2 separate regions of the Homo sapiens genome follow, and region 2 is linked to region 1. A link is an interaction called in ENCODE POLR2A ChIA-PET data of the cell type or tissue named here. Cell type or tissue: Panc1. All regions are shown on one strand.

Evidence for each region. ChIA-PET counts read pairs that join two places held together with the same protein. Peaks named below come from ENCODE experiments on the same cell type or tissue, not always from the same donor. Only the 100,000 strongest peaks of a DNase experiment are listed, where the experiment ranks them.
Region 2: POLR2A ChIA-PET joins it to region 1 with 8 read pairs; 1 of 35 experiments calls an interaction of 5 or more read pairs at or near these places.

What each region holds. Positions count from the first base shown.
Region 1 is chr6:146,989,565-146,993,564 of GRCh38, reverse strand. All of the region lies in intron 6 of STXBP5-AS1 (STXBP5 antisense RNA 1), which reads left to right. Among named protein-coding and RNA genes, the nearest start is that of LUADT1, 170 kb to the left of the region's middle. In Panc1, no CTCF peak of the experiment used is centred here; a DNase peak (open chromatin) is centred at 2,264; H3K27ac peaks cover 1,914 bases.
Region 2 is chr6:148,304,599-148,308,598 of GRCh38, reverse strand. It overlaps a transcript of SASH1 not described here. Among named protein-coding and RNA genes, the nearest start is that of SASH1, 36 kb to the left of the region's middle. RefSeq lists a silencer at 852-1,146 and an enhancer at 696-1,382. In Panc1, no CTCF peak of the experiment used is centred here; a DNase peak (open chromatin) is centred at 1,718.

The DNA.
Region 1 (4,000 bases):
AGACCAGCCTGACCAACATGGAGAAACCCCGTCTCTACTAAAAATACAAAATTAGCCAGGTGTGGTGGTGCATGCCTGTAATCCCAGCTATTCGGGAGGCTGAGGCAGGAGAATCGCTTGGGAACCCGGGAGGCAGAGGTTGTGGTGAGCTGAGATCGTGCCATTGCACTCCAGCCTGGGCAACAAGAGCAAAACTCTGGCTCAAAAAAAAAAAAAATTCATGAACCCCATAACTGAGCAATTCTATTCCTGCATGTGCTATATATTATAAAGAAATACTTGCTCTTGTATCTAAAGATAGGTACAGGAATATTTGTATCAGCATCATATTAGCAACAAACTGGTAATAACACAATGTTCTTAGAAAAATTAATGAATATATTATAGAATATTCATATGATGGAACATCTATTCAGCAGTGAAGATGAACTACAGCAATGTGAATCAACATGGGTGAATATTAAAAAGTATATTGAGTGAAAACAAAACACAATAATATAAGATATACATTTTATAAATTTCAAAAATAAGCAAAACTGAAAATATATTTAAAAGAAACGTAAAGATGTGATTAAAAATGAAAACTCGGGCTGGTAGGTCCTGCTGATGAAGAGTGAGGAAGGAGGAAAGGATGATGAATAGCATTGATATTTAGTTTTTTGCTTTATTTTTATGTTCATCACTTGCACATATTTTATACATTCTTTTTGCATATCAACTACTCCAAATGTAAAATTCTGAAACACGAATCTTTTATCTCCATTAAATTGACAAAAATTTGTCCACATGTGCTATTTTTTCCTTTATTTCTGTTTTTAAAGATAGAGTCTCTTGCTGTCACGTAGGCTGGAGTACAGTGGCATGGTCATAGCTCACTGCAGCCTTGACCTCCCAGGCTCGAGTGATCCTCCCATTTCAGCCTCCTGAGTAGCTAGGAATACAGGCACATGCCATCACATCCAGGTGACTAAAAAACTTTTTTTCGTAGAGACAAGGTTTGTCTATGTTGCCCAGGCTGGTCTTGAACTCCTGGGTTCAAGCAATCCTCTCACCTCAGCCTCCCAAAATGTTGTGATTACAGGCATAAGCCACAAGCCACTGTGCCTGGTGTTTTTCCAATATTCTAAGATAATTTTTCTTGAAAATCACTTTCTATCCCCTTTCCCCCACCTTTTTCATTATTGTGCTTATATTCATCCAAATTGTATTGTTTGATATTGTTACTTCAGTTTAATTGTTTTTAACTGTTTACTCCACTTGATGGTAAGGTCCCTGTGAAATGATTTCTCAGTTAATGCCATCCTATCCATTTTCTGCACTTCTTAGCTCTGCAGTATATGCTCAGAGGCCAGAGGCTATATCACCTTGGTCTCCTTGCTCTCATATTTCTCTCTGGGTTGGCCAATGGAAAGGTCTGGTTGGAGAATGGAATGAGAGAGGAGAGAGATATTGGGATGTATCTTCCCTCAGTGTTCTTGTCTTTGAACAGTATCTCTATTCCTCGTGACTTCCAGGCAGCTCTCACTCCACGTCTGAAAATCTCATTGGGTTCTGTACCATGTACCGCTTGCCACTTCAACAATGGGTGTGGTAGTAGCTTCTCACTGTTGCTGGTCTTGGGGTCTCTCAATTTCCCCTGTTTATTTCCTAAACATTTTCCACCATATATAAGTAGCTCTTTCATCGAAACCATTTAATTTATAGCATCTGGGGTAAATTTTTATTCCTGCCAGAATCTTGTTATCTTCTTTTTTCTGTTTTATTCACTGCTGTTTCCTCAACGTCTAGAATAATACCCGACAGAGTAGGAACTTAAAAAAAAGGGACGAATCAATGAACTCATGGTCACTAGCAATTACCACATGATTTTGCCCCAGCAGCAGCAGCTGATTAGGTCAAATTAAGGTTGGGAAATTGATGATGCTCTACCTCCCGGCTAGCAGGAGCCCAAGATGGTTTGGCATAAGAGCTTGGCCAAAGCTAAATGATAGTGACTAACACATCAAATTCTCTTCCTTGGAGAATTTCAATGCAAAATACATATATATATAAAATTGTTCCAGTTAATAGTGAAGGGTGAAGGCTGATGTTGAAACCGACGCAGAAGACAGATATCAAAGACTTTAAGATGACATTCGTCATGAAAGGCTATAAATATGTAGAGGCTGTCAGTACATTCAAGTTCAAAGTACAGACGTCACGACTAAGCAGAAACTAAACAATATCCAGCAGTAGAGACTCAGAGAGGAACTGAGTCATCATATTGGCAAGAGACTGTCTAACTAGAGAGTGACAAGTTAATGTTGTTAGTAAAATGACCTTGGACCCTAAATCATCTTTCCTCTCCTTTGACATCCAGACTATACCTGTTACAAGATTAGCAAAGATTCTCTTTGTTTTTTTTCCTTGTATGTATTTTGTAACAAACCCCTCATTATTTCATGTTCCAGCAAATATAAAAAGCTACTGGAAAACCAAAGCTTCTGTCTTCCTGTTTGGTGTTTCTTTTCTATCATATCACTGATACTGAGCTATCAATCAAATTGTAATCTTTTTTTTTTTTTTTTTTTTTTTGCTGCAAATTTATTGCGAAGAGTGAAAGAACAAAGCTTCCACAGTGTGGAAGGGGACCCGAGTGGGTTGCCCCAAATTGTAATCTTATTTATGATTTTTTCTTATTCTAGTTTAGTTTAGAGGAAGTTATAAAACCCATTATTTCATGGCTGGACCATACAATGATTGCTACCCAATTTTGTTCTTTTCTTTCACATTATGTGTGAGTTTTGGAAAACACTGACAGCAACCAGAAGGTAATCCACACGGTAAGCTCAAAATTTGCCAAAACTCCATTGTATGTATGTTTACAAGTGATCTAAATTGTAAGTGGGAAAATAGAAACATACAAATATCTGGGGATAACAGTAAGGAGGATGACAAAAAAGATTAGTAATTTCATTCTTCTTGATATCCCAAATTTTGAGCAGAATTGCTCTGAGAACAGAATCTCAGAAGGAATGTCAGTTTGGCAGGAGAACAAGACAGAATAAAATGATAACTCACGAAGCAGGGACAGAAAGGATAGCAGCAGCTTCAGGGCTGTGCTAAGGGTAGCTTGGCACAGGAATGCGTTCTTTGAGACAGATTCACAAATGGTTGATTAGTATGAGAGGAATGCAGGGGTATCATTTATCTGGATTGTCCCAAGGCCCTTGACAGAATGTTTTCCTGAAGACTCTTATACAAAAAGTGAATTCAAATTGCTTTGAAAATTGGCTGATGAGTCCAAAACAAAGAAAAAAAAAGATAAATTGCAAATGTAGCCAGCTCTAGCAAAGTGCCTGAAAATGACAAAGGAATTAATGTCGATTTTAAGTCTTTATCTTACATTTTCAAAAGTTACCTGAAAGTAGTTTATTAAAAAAAATGCAGTGACTCAGACTTACTGTATATTCAATACTGAGTTAGGTACCCTGAGTGCAGTGGCCATATATGCTGAGCCAAAACGAAGAATAATTTTATGTCGCTTCTGGATGCAAGAGGTAGGAACAAGCGTGAGTGACTCTTAGTAAGCATATAACTCATTGGTAGAAACAGAATGTCAACATCCCAGAATATTAGCTGTGAGCTTTCATCCTTTAACAGATAGCTATAGGCAAGAGGAGTCTGTTTACTAGAGGTCAGTTGGGAGAACTTCTACTGTTTTGTAATTATAATTACCTTATTAACAAATAATATAAAAATAATGTGGTCTGAAAGAGTAAATACAACATATTCTGAAAAGCCTCCAATATTTAGGCTACAGAGGACTTGACACTGTGGATCACATACTGATCTTAACTTTAGGGTATGACTATGACTTTCAGATGAAGAACAGCAGCCGTTATGTTTGTGAATCAAGATCCTTTGTATAGTACTCATTTAAGACTAGGTTGACTTTTTAAAATGGTGAACTGAAGATGGTTTCTGGTGCAAATGGAATAAGTGTAAAATTCAAATAGAC
Region 2 (4,000 bases), 1.3 Mb before region 1:
CGTGGTGAAACCCTATCTCTACTAAAAATACAAAAATTAGCCAGGCATGGTGGCGCATGCCTGTAATCCCAGCTACTTGGGAGGCTGAGGCAGGAGAATTGCTTGAACCTGGGAAGCGGAGGTTACAGTGAGCCAAGGCAGCGCCATTGCACTCCAGCCTGGGCAACCAGAGTGAAACTCCATCTCAAAAAAAAAAAAAAAGCTCCTAAGTTTTTGATGAACAACTGATATGATACCTGAAGAGTTCTTTGCCTGGGACCCATTACAGAGCAAGTTCTTTAAAATGCCGTATTGTTACCCATTATTATACATTTTTGGGGGGGGCGGATTTAATATCTTTTTAACTGTGGCAAAACACCATTATTAAATTTTGCCCAAGGTGCGATACATATATACACTTGGATGTGTGCATGCATACACACACGTACACAAACACATGTGAGACACCACAGAAGAAGTGAAAGAGGGACATGGAGGTTAGAAATCCAGAGAAAAAGATGGATCCAGAGATACCCAAGAAAGAGATCAAAAAGATAGTGAGGACACAGTGGCTGGTTATACTTCTTGCTTATCTCTATGGTAAACCTGTGAGTGTTCAGGCTGTCTCTCTTCCGTGTTTTCTGCCCTCATATTACCATAGATCTCCTGCTAGGATCATGGCGCCTCTTCAGTGCTTTGCACATCTTGACCATTCAGAGTCAGCTGAATTATTTCAGAAAAGAATTAAATAAAATATATTTGTCGTGCAAATATTACTGGAAAAGTCATCAAACCCTGAGCCAAGTGACCAATTAAGCAAAATTCTACTAAGTGATTTGCTTTCCACCAAAATAAAGCCAAGTTAAGTTGACTAAGAGGCTGAGCAGACATTTTAATAACCTAATTCAACAAGCAGCTGCCTAATTCAACAAGCAGCAGAAGGGAGATGACAGGTCATTCTGGTAGGGCTGGATTCTTAGGATCAGTCATACATCAACCTTTGAAGCCTGGGATCAGCAAGGGGTGGAATAACAATAAATACAATCAGATGCTTGGAGCCTTGGGGCAGCCACGGAACCTGTTTCATAAATATCTTGTTCCAGGAGGATGCTATTATTTAATGGGCTTGGCACCTCATTATACTGTAAGCTCTTTTAGGGTAGGGCTCCCAGCTTCCTCTCCAGTTGCCTATAAAGGTTGTGCTGGCCAGGTGCGGTGGCTCATGTCTGTAATTCCAGCACTTTGGGAGGCCGAGGCAGGCAGATCACGAGGTCAGGGGTTTGAGACCAGCCTGACCAACATGGCGAAACCCTGTCTCCACTAAAAATACAAAATTAGCCAGGCATGGTGGCACACACCTGTAATCCCAGCTACTCAGGAGGCTGAGGCAGGAGAATCGCTTGAACCTGGGAGGCGGAGGTTGCAGTGAGCCAAGATTGAGCCACTGCACTCCAGCCTGGATGACAGAGCGAGACTCTGTCTCAAAAAATAAGAAAGAAAAGAAAGAAAGAGACAGAGAGAGAGAAAGAAAGAAAGAAAGAAAGAAAGAAAGAAAGAAAGAAAGAAAGAAAGAAAGAAAGAAAGAAAGAAAGAAAAGAAAGAGAAAGGTAGGTTGTGCTGAGGATGTGACAAGCAGCCAGTTCTCTGGGTCACTCAAGGATGACTAAGAGGAACTGTCACCCTATATGTTTACAAATACCAAGGCCTGGTCATCTGACCCACCTCTGCTTGAGCACATTGCACAGAGTGAGTTCCTAGAGGTACATTCCCATTCCTGTGGCCAGGATGAAGCTCTCCCAATTCTTGAGTGCAGCTGGTTTCTGAGACACAGGGGTTCTGCATGGGCTGTTGGGTGATGTGTTCTACAGCCTCTTTCTCAGGGGGAAAGGAGGAATGAAGAAGAAAACCTGACCCTGTCTCAGCTCGGGAGAATCTTGTGTGTGTTTCTAGGGAGAGGAGACTGTGCGAATAGGAGGGAAAGACTGCTTCAATAAAACAAAAGAGGGGCTGTAAGTAGGAGTGTGGATGGATGCCTCCCCTACCACAGCAAGATTGAAGACTCCCTGGAGAAACTTAGTGTGGGTTGAAGTAGCAGCTGCTTTGAGAACACAAAATATTGGAAGCAGAAAGCAACCTCAGCAATAGAGGAAGTGGCAGTGGGTGAAGAGTCTTGCCAATCAACAAGAGTTTCCCTGGGACCCAGCTGAGGCCTGGAACCTTGGGGCTCAGAGGCCTGTGGCCCTGGCTGGAAGACTTGTGCTGGTTAATTTCCATCTTCCCCTCAGATCTATCTCTGCCATCTGTCCCTTTAGAGGCGGACATCTATAGATGGCATCCTGACTTCCTGGTTCTCTGGCTTCTTTTGGGTTGGGTCAATGGCAGAGAGAACAAGCGAGTGGAAAGAGAAAGAAGTAGGTAGGGTATTTATGTCTATTCTTACCTGTGCCCCCCACCTGCCAAAGTTTTAGCAGTTGCTACATCCCTCTAAGGCCAGGGATCAGTAGAGGTAACTCCTTCTTCCAGGGTTCTGTTTTCTTTTTTTAAAATTGTTTTAATTTTGAATTTTTATGGATACATAGTAGGTGTATATATTTATGGGGCACATGAGATATTTTGATACAAGCATATAATAATCACACCAGGATAAATGGGGCTCATCACCTCAAGCACTCATCATTTCTTTGTGCCATGGACATTCCCATTGTACTCCCTGAGTTATTCTAAAACATAAACGTTCTGGTACCTGATTTAACAACCGTTTCCTCGAATTTCTCCTTCAGACTTAAGCATAGGAAAGGCTTTCTGATGTTGCTAGTTTCTGGTGCGTCACTATCTTTGGTTGTTCTTTAATCCTGCCCACAGCTCTGTTAAATAGTCCCCTTATTTGACTCTTGTCAAACTCACTGGGTCTGCCAGTTGTTTAAATGCTGAATCCTGACTGAAAGAGAGATCATTTTCTTTTCTTTCTTTCTTTCTTTTTTTTTTTTTTTTTTTTTGAGTCAGAGTCTCGCTCTGTCGCCCAGGCTGGAGTGCAATGGCACGATCTTTGGCTCACTGTAATCTCTGTTTCCTGGGTTCAAGCAATTCTCCTGCCTCAGCCTCTCGAGTAGCTGGGATTATAGGTGCCCGCCACCACATCCAGCTAATTTTTGTATTTTTAGTAGAGATGGGGTTTCACCGTATTGACCAGGCTGGTCTCTTGGCCAGGGTGATCTCGAACTCCTGACCTCATGATCCCCCCGCCTCGGTTTCCCGAAGTGCTGGGATTACAGGCGTGAGCCACTGCGCCTTGTCAAGAGATCAGTTTCAAGGTTTCCACAGAGCAAGAGCTTTGGTGAGCTTCTGATTGTAAACTCAGGAACAAATAGAACCTTTAACTCTCCTCAGGAACCCATGCAGCAGTAGACAAAAGACGCAAAGAACTTGAGGAAATGAGCCTCAGCCCAGGAATGTTAATGAGAAAGAAACTCTGGAACAATGACCAAAAGTGTATAAATAGGGGATAAACTGCTGAATACATTCTAAAGAAATGTGTATTCAGGAACTGAGTAGTATAGACTGTAGAAGTTATTTATTTATTGATTTATTTGAGACTGAGTCTCGCTCTATCGCCCAGGCTAGAGTGCAGTGGCACAATCTTGGCTCACTGCAACCTCCACCTCCTGGGTTCACGCGATTCTGGTGCCTCAGTCTCCCAAGTGGCTGGGATTACAGGCACCCGCCATCACCACGTCCAGCTAATTTTTGTATTTTTAATAGAGACGGGATTTTACCATGTCGGCCAGGCTGATCTCGAACTCCTGACCTCAAGTGATCCGCCTGCCTCGGCCTCCCAAAGTGTTGGGATTACAGGCGTGAGCCATGGCACCTGGCCAGAATGTAGAAGTTATTTTAATAAGCTTTTCTAGAAGTTGTAAAATTTTAATGCTAGGTCTTTAAAAAGTTCTTTTTCTTCTCTTTTTTTAAGGTGGAAGATTTGGTTATTTTTAATTTTAATTTTTATTTTATTTGAGATGGAGTC